Linked DNA regions of Homo sapiens: region 2 is linked to region 1. The links are chromatin contacts, found by Hi-C or POLR2A ChIA-PET in ENCODE. All regions are on one chromosome and are shown on one strand. Each heading gives the region's core, a stretch centred on a gene start or an enhancer-like site at or near the end of the contact. The rest is flanking DNA. Distances are from core to core; before and after follow the strand shown. Region 1 overlaps MAMLD1 (mastermind like domain containing 1). Region 2 overlaps MTM1 (myotubularin 1).

What was found. Hi-C counts contacts between places; a loop is a spot of excess contacts on that map. ChIA-PET counts read pairs that join two places held with the same protein, here RNA polymerase II (POLR2A). Pooled maps may share reads with other maps.
Region 2: a map of endothelial cell of umbilical vein shows a loop between it and region 1 (11-fold over the local background). The contact joins two enhancer-like sites. A Hi-C loop is called at or near these places in 1 of 168 maps with a recorded cell type or tissue (endothelial cell of umbilical vein) and 1 of 50 pooled maps. POLR2A ChIA-PET finds 5 or more read pairs at or near these places in 1 of 52 experiments (MCF 10A).

Annotation. Positions count from the first base shown.
Region 1 is chrX:150,503,893-150,510,044 of GRCh38, reverse strand. MAMLD1 (mastermind like domain containing 1) reads right to left here. Exons shown (of 8, transcript NM_005491.5): 7 at 1-83. The coding sequence ends at 43. Among named protein-coding and RNA genes, the nearest start is that of MTM1, 62 kb to the left of the region's middle. Within about 2 kb of position 1,469, at least 23 of the 41 ENCODE cell types and tissues checked have a DNase peak (open chromatin) inside an H3K27ac peak, as active enhancers do; they include endothelial cell of umbilical vein, where a contact is called at or near this core.
Region 2 is chrX:150,646,657-150,652,225 of GRCh38, reverse strand. It overlaps MTM1 (myotubularin 1), which reads right to left. Exons shown (of 15, transcript NM_000252.3): 10 at 2,325-2,510. Among named protein-coding and RNA genes, the nearest start is that of MTMR1, 44 kb to the left of the region's middle. Within about 2 kb of position 2,930, at least 3 of the 41 ENCODE cell types and tissues checked have a DNase peak (open chromatin) inside an H3K27ac peak, as active enhancers do; they include endothelial cell of umbilical vein, where a contact is called at or near this core.

The sequences.
Region 1 (6,152 bases), core at 220-2,719:
TCAAATGGACTCATCTGTTGGGAGATATATGCATTCTGCCGTTCAGGGGTCATTGCCATAAGACCTGATCTCTGTTCCTCTTGCTAAACAGAAGATGAAAAAGACAAATTAGATTACAGCTACCAATTAATAATTAGCCTTAGGATCGCTGCGTGGGGACCTAGGACTTGGCTTTGGTGCAGCAGAAAGCATGAATAAACACACCAGCATACACTCGCATGCATGCCCCACCCTCTCGAGCAAAATTCCACAGGTATAAATAAAGTAAGATTCTGCACCTGGGTTAAAAACACAACTGCAACAGCATAGAATGGGGCAGGAGAGACAGAACTTAATAGCAAGAGCACACAGAAAAAAGTTTTAGGCATTTTGGATGTCCATCTGCTCAGGATGGGTCAGCAGTGAGATGCGGTCACCAAAAGAACAAATGTAACATTAGGCTGCATTAATAGAAGCAGAGTATGTAGAAGGAGGGAGGTGACAGTCCTATGCTAACTCTGCCTTGGCCAGACTATACCCACAGGAGTCTGGGCATGCCAGTCTCAGGGAGACCCAGACAGACTGGCTGCATTCAGAGGATGGTAAGTAATGAGAGTGGGGATTGGACTTCAAACTACCCAGACAAAGAATGGCTGAGCAAGCCAAGGATGCTGTGGCTGGGGCAGAGCAGACTGTGGGCTATGTAGTGGTGGATACCTAGCCTCTGCAGGGCTGTCATAGGGAAAGGACATTGAGAAGAGGACTGAGGCTTGTTCCTGGTGGTCCTGGCATGAACGGCCAGATGATCACATGGTCAGGTGGACACAGTCTCCAACACTGGGAGTAGCCAAACACTTACTGCCAACCTCCCGCCCTTCTCCTGACTAGTTGCAGCATAGGCAATTGGGAGGAGCTTCCTGTCTCCATCTGAAAGCTGGCTGGGTGGGCAGGGGGAGGAGCGAGCCAAGTTTCAAGGCCGCAGTTTCAGCACTCAGTCTGGGATCGGCTCAAGGAGCAAAGGGGAAGAACATAGCCAGGAGGGAATAACATGAAGGCCCCCAGACCCAGAAAAGGCATGACTTGCTCTGAGACCCTCAGCCAGTTGGTGTCAGGTTGTGACTCGGATCCAGGTCTGACTCCCAGTCCAGTGCTTGAAGCCTCACCCCACACAGTGAGGGGAGCCCGGCCATCTCTGCTCAACTGCTGCCATCTCTCTCCCCTTCTCAACCACCAAGGCAGCTCTGTCTGGGAGCACAAGCTCCAAGTCCACTTTCTGGTCTGTGTCCCCCCGAAGATGCCAGAGGACTTGCCTCTACAACACGGGCTGCCCGTGCAGTGCCTGCTTTTCCAGCAAAGGGCTTCTGGGAACCCTTCTCTGCACTCAGTGGGGCTGGTGGGAGTGGGGCGGGGTAGCGACCCAGTGCTTGGGACTGTGCCCGGCTCTCAGGCCTGGCAGCAGTTCCTGGCCTTGGTTCCTGCCAAGGCAGAGAGGACAAACACATGGCACCGGGAAGACTACACCAGAAGCGATTCCACCAGACTGGGGTTTGCTTTTCTATCCCGCCCTTAGCCTGCTTCCTGTCCTGGTCCCTGCCTCCCCCTCCACTGGAGCTGCCGTGTGGGCAGTGAGGGGCTGTTTCTCAGCTGCCCTATGGAGCTGCCCTCTCCCTGCCAAAGCATTGGCAAGGCGGCAAGGGGTGGGGGTGGGGATGGGGGGTGGGATCTGCCTTCTCAAGCTCTCATTATACTGAGCACGTCTCACCCATTATTTTATGTCATCTAGCAACACCCCATGTGGACACTGAGGAGCATGGGGGTCACATGACCACTGCCCAAGGCCACACCATCCGGATCTGCCTGAGATGGTCAGGGTTGGCAGCCATTTCTGAAGGCAGTCCTTTCGCTTTGGCTCTTCTTGTACCAGTCTCAGGACATCAGGGCAGAAGATCTACAGTCCCCAGCTTACTGATGTGACAGCAGAGGCTCAGAGAGGTTAAATGACTTGCCCAAGGTGACACGGCTAAGAAGTACAGTATCTCCTAACTGCAGACCAGGTGCTTCCGCTGCTTCTGGGGACAGATTCCTGCGTGGCTGGCTAGGTCTAAACGGTCCTTAACTCCATCCCCACCGGTTGCTGCATTAGTTTCATCAAATAACACAGTTGTACAGAGGTAGGGGTTCAGGGGCAGGGGCAGATGGAGGCTGGAGAGTGTGACTAAGGAAACAGCAGGGGAAGTGCGGTAAAGTCCGAAGGGAGGGACGGAAAGAGAAAGCCAAGCCCAGGGGCGTGCCAGACAAAAGGAAAGGCCACGCCGGGGCAGGGCAGGCTTCAGCGGGTGCTGGGGCGTCTTCATCCCGGGAAGCACACATTCCAGAGGACCCCGGAGTCTAATGGAAAAGCTGGCCAGCCTATCACTATGGAAACTGCCAAGGCCACACAGCGCTGCTGACACCCAGCCTGGGTGCCGGTGGCCAGCTCTGCAGGATCTTCAAGTCTGGGGTGCCACCAGCAAGCGACGGTCCTCCATGGTCTCTTCACCTTACGGCAGTGTCCAGAGGCACCGCCAGTCCTCTGCTCCTATGCTGGTCCTGCTGTCCCTGGCCAAAGGAGCCAGAGCATTCTCTCCAGGCCTCCCGAGGAGGCTGCTTCCTTTGTTTTGCAGATGGAGGCTCCCATCCTTTGTTCTGAATCAATGTGCTCCAAAGATAAGCCCCAAGAAAACAGTTGTTGCCTTTTGACACTGACAATTAGAATCGTTGGAAAATGGAGAAAACAGGAAATGACAAATGGTTTCAGTGACCAGGAGGAAACCGTGCCTGAAAGTTGCTGCTTAGTGACTGGGACACTCGCTTTCTGCTCTCTTATGAAGGACAGCCTAGGCCGTGTGGCCTTTTATAAACAAAGCTATGAAGGGGTCGTCAAATTTTCTAGGGCTGCAACTGTGGCACTACGTCCTGTTGTGCCAGGTGACACTGACAAGCAGCACTGAGTTCTATGCAAGCCCAGGTGTGCTTCTCTCATGGTGACCCCCAGAGAACTAAGGCCCAGCTCTTCCTCTGTCACACCCCTCCCAGCCCCCACTGTCAGACAAGGGACCACATTCACAGACAGTCTCAGCCAAGATGGCAACCTTGGAAGTCCTGGGGATGCCTTTCTAGAAGCTTTAGGCTGACGCCAGGGAGCTGTAAAGCCCCCACCTGTCCCTGGGGGTTGTGTGCTGGGCAGGAGAGAGGGGAAAGAGCCCAAACTCCACCACTGCCTGCTGGCACAACTGAGCCCACGCCAGGCACTGCACCAGCTTCACTCACCAGCTACCACATGCTAATGTCTCCTGTTTACCCAGGTGCAATCACCTGAGTGCTGCTTTCTCACCACTGCATGGGAAGAATGATCTCATTACCAATTCAACCACTTAAGCAGGCAAAAGGACTCCAACGGGGGAAAGGCAGAGGACAAACGATTCGGGGACTGAGACAGATGCCCACAAAATGTTCCTGGATTTTAGCCGGATTCGGGCTGAAGTTCCTTGCCCTATGAGCCCTTGGAGGAGAGCATCCTGACTCAGACAAGAATTCAAATGACAAGACTTCTGGGGGATGGCAGTGAATGGATCCAAAGCCTTGTTTTATAAAGAATGTGGAGGAAGGGAGGAAGGAAGGGAGGGAAGGGGAGACTGAGAGGGAGAGAGAATAAAGAAGAGGAAGAGAAGGAAGAGGAGGAGGAGGAAGGGGAGGGGAGAGGAAAAAGGGGAGGGTAGAGGAGGAGGGAGAAGGGGAAGGGAGGACAGAAGAGGGGAGGGAGCGGGGAGATTATCTACCCCTCCATGCTAGGGAACTCCTGTCTCCTTTTCCAGCAGACACTGCTCCATGAGTGCCCCCACAGAGAGCCAGCCTGCCACACAGCAGAAGGTGCTCAGCTATCTGTCCCAAAGGTTGAGCACTAGTGTATTCCACAAGGAAAAAAACCTTCTTTTGTACTGTTTGGAAGCCAGAATTAGAAACAACTCGTTCACCCTTCTGACTTTCCCTTTGCAATGACAGGAAGATAGTATACTGCATGGGACCACCACACATTCAAGATCTGAGTTGTGGGGACCCCCACCCCCACATGGGTGGAGCCCCCTGAGACCCGTGGGCTCTGACTGGCCATGGCCCATAGATAGTGACAACATACACACTGCTATCTGAAGCCTAGTTGGAGGACGGATGGATGCTTTTAGGAAAAAATTCCCTTTAGTCGTCCCTCAGAAACTACAACGGCTTCCTAAAATGAATGGCAGGCAAGTTTTGATTGTTTCCTAAGTTCCCCCTAACTCTCAGAGCCTGTGACTCAGCTTCTCCAGAATGCCTGCAGGGAGGCAGGACCACTGGGAGTAATGAGCACGAATTGGGCCACTTCTCCCAGTGGACTGTTAACGCCGAGATCTGGGGTGGAACCCACTGAACACCTGCCCTTTTGCGTTGCCCAGAATGCAGCCAGAGGGATACGGGCCACAGTAACTCTGGGGCCCCTGAACCTACCTTCCCAAGACCCTGACGGGAAGGTATTGCTTACATGACAGTCCAGTCAGTCCCTCTGTCACTCAGTTAACAAACATGGTCATGGGTCTACTATGGGCCAGGCTCTGTTCCGGGCATGGGGATAACACCGTGTGTCTCTACTCTTATGGACACAAGTAAATCAATCAAAGCAGATAATGTTCTAATGACCACCCAGTAGGGTGAAGGGATGGAGGGTGGGCAGGTGCTGGCAGAAACCTAAGGTCAAGTCATGGGACCCCAATGGGGAACTGGAAACTGCCACACCATTTTCTATGTTAGGGGTCTTTCCTTGCCCTTCTAGAGACCTCACCCATGGTAATGATGCTGCCCTCAGGTTTGAACTGGTCTGAAGCTGTCACTGGGGGCTTCACAAAATGAATGCCACTGAAAGCAAACGGCAGAGATCTGTATATGAAATTCTTTTTACCCTTTGTTTTCTGTCTTCCCACATGATCTATGACTGCTGCAAACTCTATTCTGACTCCTCCTCAGTCTTGGCCGGTCTGGGAAGAACTTGGTTTAGATGCTGGGAATGATCCCGGGCAAAGGAAACAAATATATTTCCAGCTTGCTTTTCTTCTTCCCCTGTGGTGCCTGCATCCTCTGTCTCGCACTGACTCACAGGCTGGACTGACAAAGTGGCTGTGTTGACAGGGAGGATTTAGTGGATGCCAGGCCTGACCCTCAAAGGCCCTCAGGTGGGGCCAATTTCCAAGGTTCTTAGAGAAGATTTGGGGCCACAAATCTGCTCTGCCACTTCACTGCTGGGTGAAAGCTGTTGGCTTGAGAAGAGAGAGAATAGGTGAGGGACAATAATTCTCAAGGCAAGCTAGCTGATATCCTTTCATCTGTGGCTTCCAAAGACAGGGAAAGGCAAGGCAGACCAGGGTGGAAACAGCGACATCCTGAGGGGACGACGTCCGTTTTGCTAATTCTGTTTCCCTGGCAGCTTTGTGCTGGACAAGATTTCTCTGGTTTCAGCTGAAGAGTGAACAGCTGAGGAGCTCTGTGACTCTGAGAGAGAGAGAAATCAATAGCCCTTGAAAGGAAAGCACTGCTTGTTCTTCCAGGCCAGGGCAGGCAGGATAAAGAGAACAAGGCTGTACATACCAAAGCCGAATTTCCATTAAAGGCCAGAATCCTGGGAGGCCCTTTCAGCTTAATGACCATCTTCTGATCACTATCACTTAGAAAATGTTCATGTCTCCAGTTTTCTCTGCAGATAGTGCAGACATCCTGTGCACATTGATATTTTATGCACCAGATGCAATTCTCTGCAAAGGTCCCCTCTGGCTGGTGTCCATCCGCTTGCTCTCATGACCACTGATGCGACTCTGGGGGCAAGTCAAGCCATTCCTTCTAGACTCTAGAATCTAGAGGATGATCCCAACTCACAGGCCTCTTGGACAAGCTTGCTTTGGATTCCTTCTGCCTGTACTACCCAGACTGCCAGTCCTCCAGCAGGGCAATCCAACTTCCTGCCTCTAGGGTGTGGGAGTCCTGGGCGGGGTTTGGAATCCACAGCAGATGGCTGGCAGGAGAGGCAGTTCCCGAGCACCCACTAGGTGCCAAGCAGGCAGGTATCAGGTGCAGGGCTTCGGAGGTGCAGAAGCACAGCCCCTGTCCCCCTC
Region 2 (5,569 bases), core at 1,681-4,180, 140 kb before region 1:
CCACTATCATAAGCATTCTAGTATATTCATATTTTCAGACCTGTGTGATTATTTCCCTTAAAAAAATTCCTGAAGTAAATCTTTTCTCTTTGTCTACAAAACAGGCTGAAGCTTCCCATGACTTGAAAAGCCCTTCTCATAGTCATATGATCCTCAACACTTCCCCCTTCCTTAACTCTCTCTCTTATTAAAAGAACAGTTGATATTCATTACCTCTATTTTCTCACTCACACCCACCACATCACTAGACACCCCCAAGGTCATAAAGGACCTCGCTAATAAACCTCCTTCAAGTACCACTGACCCTTTCTTCTTAAGACCCTTTCTTTACCTTCCAATATCCTCCTTTGATGTCCATTTCTCTGGTATGCCTCCTTCACTGAGCTCCACTTCTCACCTCCTGCCCTGAATACAAACAGGCCCAAAGCTCCACTCAAAGTCCTCTGATCTTTTCCCCACACATCCTCTCTCAGAATCTACATTAAAGGGCTTTGCTTGCGTTTGTTGCCCAATAGCTGACTGCCAAACCAACATCTCTGTGTTAAGTCTCTATTTTGGGTTCTACTTTGCAGAAAGCCTGCCTGCTAGACACCACCAGGTGGACGGCCCATCACTACCCCAAATGCATGGTGTTTCTCTTGACCAAGGTCCCAATCAAATCTTATTTTTATTTTGCCTTTCATTTTTTTATGAATTTGTCATCCTCACCAATGAATTGTTAAAAAAAAAAAAAAAAAAAACAACCTAATTGTGACAACTAAATATAATGTGATACCTGGATGGGATCCTTAAACAGAAAAAGGACATTAGGTAAAAGCTAAGGAAATCCAAATAAAGTATGAACTTTATTAATAATAAGTTAATAATGTATAAATATTGGCTCATTAGTTGTGACTAGTATACTGTACAATGTGACATGCCATAGTTATGAGCAGTGTAAGACGTCAATAAGAAGAAAAACTCGGTTGGGTATATGGGAACTTTCTATAGCACTTTTACAATTTTTCTGTAAATTGAAAACTATTGTAAAATAAAAAGTTTTATTTTGGTTTTTATGTTAGACCTTGTGAATGGGAAAATGGTATAAGACTTTAAGGAGGTTCACATATGATTGAAGAGATGATAGGTATGTGTAAAAAGAGACATAATGTATAGCAAAGTCAGTGGAAGGAACATTCCCTTTGAGATTCGGTGGGATTTGATCTGGTCCTTGAAGAAAGTGGAAGGATGGGGGAATCCATTCTAGAGAAAGAGGACAACCTAGACAAAGGCCCAGAAACAGGCATAAGTGAGATGGAATTAGGAAGAGTAAGGATTTCTGTAGTTGCAGGTTAATCTACAAACCTGCAGAAGCCAGATGAACAGGGGTGTGGCTGTCAGGTTAGGCTGTTGGGAGCCCCCAGAGGTTTTGGAATAGCAGGATATTTTAGGAAAATGTTCTGTCAGCTGCTTATAGAATAGATACGAGAGGGAAGGAAGAGAAAACAGAACCATTTTAAGAGTGCAAAGATAGGGGTAGTAATGGCCTAGTTTGAATGCTGCCAGTGTGGGGGTGAGGGGACTATGAGAGTGACAGACATGTTTCCAAGGAAGGGCCTGTGGTACTTGATGATTAGCTCAGTGCAGGAGCTAAAGAAATGTAGGATGACACCAAGAGGGTGAGCCTCGCTAGCTGAGAAGAGCATGCCACCACTTGCAGATGAAGGGTAAGTTGGAAAACAAAATTTGACTAGAGAATATATCTTAATAATTCACCTATACATTAAAGCTGACTTTTTGTTTGTGTACAGAACTAAATGGTTTCTAAAAGTGTTAGTTCCCTCAGATCACTTCAAGTACTTTTTAAAAAGTGGAGGATTATTGCTGCCTTTATCAGGATAAAGGATTGAACATAATAAAACACAAAACCAATTCTTTAAAATAAGTCATTTGAGATTAGTTTCAAAAAACAAAAAAAAACAAAAAACAACAAAAAAAACAAAACTAACCACCTCTTATCTAGGTCCAAAGAGGTCATATCCAGTAATGGTTAGATAATAAATTGGCTATTCCTAAATAAACCTGCATGAAAGACTGAACGACTTAATACTGAAAGATGGAAAGAGATGTCTTTGCAAACTCTAAATATATTCTGGAGTGATGATGTGAAATCTTTAATTTAGGTAAGCAAATTATAAAGCAACATAAAACTGTTAAATGTGGTCCTCTACTACAAAGTTTATCTCTCAATGTCCATTTTTTTAAGGAATTTAAAAATATGTCCATTCCACTAAACAATTACATTCTTTTTTATATACACAAATATTTTCACAAAATATACTTGCCTTGATATGTTCTAACCAATGAGTAGACTCCAAACTGGACAACCAATGAGATTCTTCTACATTAGGATAAACAATGTCCTTCACTTTTTTTAAAGATTCCCGCATAACATGAATATTATGAATGTCTAAGAAGAAAAGTTCGGCGTTATGATATGCATCATCACTTTCATATCCTCCTCCTGTTGCCTAAGAAACAACATGAAATACAAACAATCAGTTGAGTTTTCTATTTCATCAGAAACTTACACAAATATTTCTAGTTATTTGTCCTCCAAATAACCCCAAACCCTCCAATTTAAATGAATAATTGATGTGACTTGACTTCCTAGCCAACAACAAGTCTCAAAAACATTAGTCATACTTTGAGTTGAAAAAAAGACAGAAGGCTGGCAATTTCCTGGGGAATCTGTATTCCTAAGGAAAAAAATCATCCTCAAAATGCTCTATAATTAATAGCTCTTCTTCCGGATCTGGAAAGGCAAAAGCAGGTTGTGAAAGGTCCTCGTTCTCCATTAGTTTTGTATCTCTAATAGTACTCTTCAGGGGGAAGGCGGGAGGCAGCCAGACTGAGGCAGCAGCAGGCACCTCTGGCACTGTAACAGCACTCACGTAGGACGTGATGCATTAGAGGAAAACAACAGGCTTTGGAGACAGACCCAGGCTGAGATAGCTCAGCTTCAGCTTCTCCTTGCCATGTGATCTGGGACAAGGCACTTAACATTTCTGAGCCTCAACATCCTCTCCTGTAAAATAGGGGATAATATTACCTAGGTCTCATACTATTAAAGGAACCACACTCTATTATAATAGCTAATGCCAGCCACTGTTTAATGAACTCCTATGACATCCCAGGTACTGTGACTCTTGCTTTACATAATTTTCTCTCTTCAGCAGTGCTGCAAGATAGGTATTACTGTCCCCATTTTGCCAATGAGAAAACAGAAACTCAGAGACGCTAGTTAACTATCCCCTAAGTCACATAGGTAATAAGTGGAATTTAAGTCTAAGTCTGGCTTCAAAGCTCGAACTTTTTCTACTAAACCATGACTATTTCTCTGCTATGCAAACACCAATGAGAGAGCACTGCACATAGTGAGCTCTGAAAGAATAGAAGATTTCAAGAGGAGACAAGATGGCTACCGCCTACTGCAGCAACTACAAGTATTAACTTGCCAGGGCAGGCTTTGGTTCATCTTCACAGCATGGTGAAGAGTGCCCATTTTCCACACTGACAAAAAGAGATGCTATGGTTTCATTTAGGAATCTGGCTGCATTCTGCTTAAACGTTTTGAAATGGCATAGAACACGTGGCCTTTGGCCCTTTAAGAAAAAGTTAAACAGTTCTGAGACTTGCAAAGAAAACAATATTATACTAACTCCAGAGTGCCTGTAGGAACAGAACAGGGAAACATCTGCCTGGGGCTGAAGAGGAAAGGAGAAGTCACCAGACAAATGTGCCATAGCTACAATATGCCTATTTTCTCTTTATTAACAACAATGGAAGGAATATAAGCTTGTAGCCATGGATAGAAGGGCCAAAGAAACTTAGGTTTTTTTTTGTTTTTTGTTTTTGTTTTTTCCTGGAGGTAGTCACAGAAAAAGGTTTCCTGCAGAAGTAAGGCTACCATCCATTTAGGTTTCAAACTTGGAGACCTATGTTAAAAGCCAGAGATCTTGGTCTCTAAAGACTCTAGGCAAGAAAATATAGTTAGGCAGAAATATTTCTTTAGAGCGTGCTCTAAATAGTATCACTGGTAAGTAGACAGTAAACATTCACAGTGTTGTTTTAAAAAAGTTATTAGCTAATAAATAAGCAATTTATTATTTAAGTGGGCCACTTTCTCCTCTTCCTGCTTCTCTACACATGTGGTTTTTAAATAGTTATGGTGATTTTCAAAGAGATTCTTGAAACTAGAGTTCTCTTCATAAATAACTGAAAATAAGTGAAAAAATAAAAGGAAAAATATACTTTATTACTCATCGCTAATGTTTCTGGTAAAAACAGACATTAGCACAGTTCCACATTAATTCATCACGATGTACCGCCACAAAAATAGAAGCGGCTTGCTGCTAGATCTTACCAATCCTTGGATTTTGTTTAATTTAAAATGATGTGCCGTTGCTTGTTGCATCTGGGGATGTAAATTTCTAAATATCCGTAAGGGAGGAACAATTAGGTCCAAGGAGAACAGAAGGTCAGAAAGGGCAACAATCAATTAGTCAAGCACACACTGAGTTCCTGAAAGTTCAAATTCTACATCTCTGGTTACTTTTGAAGTATTCTTTTTGGTTTTCCTTTCTTCAACAAAAAAGAACAATGTAGATTACCTAGGACGATGATGTAAAGGTCTACGGGCCTGTTGCTATGGATATTAGCGACTAGCGGAGAGACACAGCAGAGGAAGGGAGAAACAAGTGAGCTTTTTAAAAGAATGACAGAGATCTGTAAAGCTTAGGCTTTTTCCCTGATATTTTCCTTCCCTCGACTCCTAAGAGGACTAGAAATAGAAGCTTGTTTCCTGAGTGTTAAAAAGGCCTTCAGGAATTCTGTTGCTGGAATGAGCTTTAATTAGTGTATCCATTTCATGCATTTTAATATTCTAAAATATTCTTTGTAAATACTTCATTGTAATGCTATATCATATCTATTTCAGGCTAAATATGTACATGAAAATATTGCTATATATATATATATATATATATATATTCACCCTGAAATATATATGAAAGATAATAGGTACACAGATATATAAAATTAAGGACAATCCAAGAAGATATTTAGAGTTAGATTTAATTTCCTGAGTGTTTCACTTACGATTCCTAATTTACTTGTCAATTTAACTTACTGACTGCTTCACATATAATTTCAAAATCATCTCTGGACCAAAAAACAACCGTAGTAACAAATAGCTGGTTTAAAAGCATGCATGGGGATGGGGAGGTGGCCCAGGATTAAATGTGTAGGACAGAAGATCTGTGCACAAATAATGAAGAGTTGAGCTCTGCATGCATGCAGTCTGACACATCCTAGTCCAGACAGATATCACAGATTCTATTAGGAAGCTGCTGCACCTATCTGAGCTGCTCAAGAACTTGTTTTGCTTTCTGGTTCTTGTCTTATGTTCTGAATAATTGAAGATGCTAGACAAATAACCTCAGGATAAGCAATGTATTAAATATGATGAAATTTAAGCTTACAGCAGAGGAGAAACAATAAATCTGAAAGCTGGAATGGGAGTGAGCAA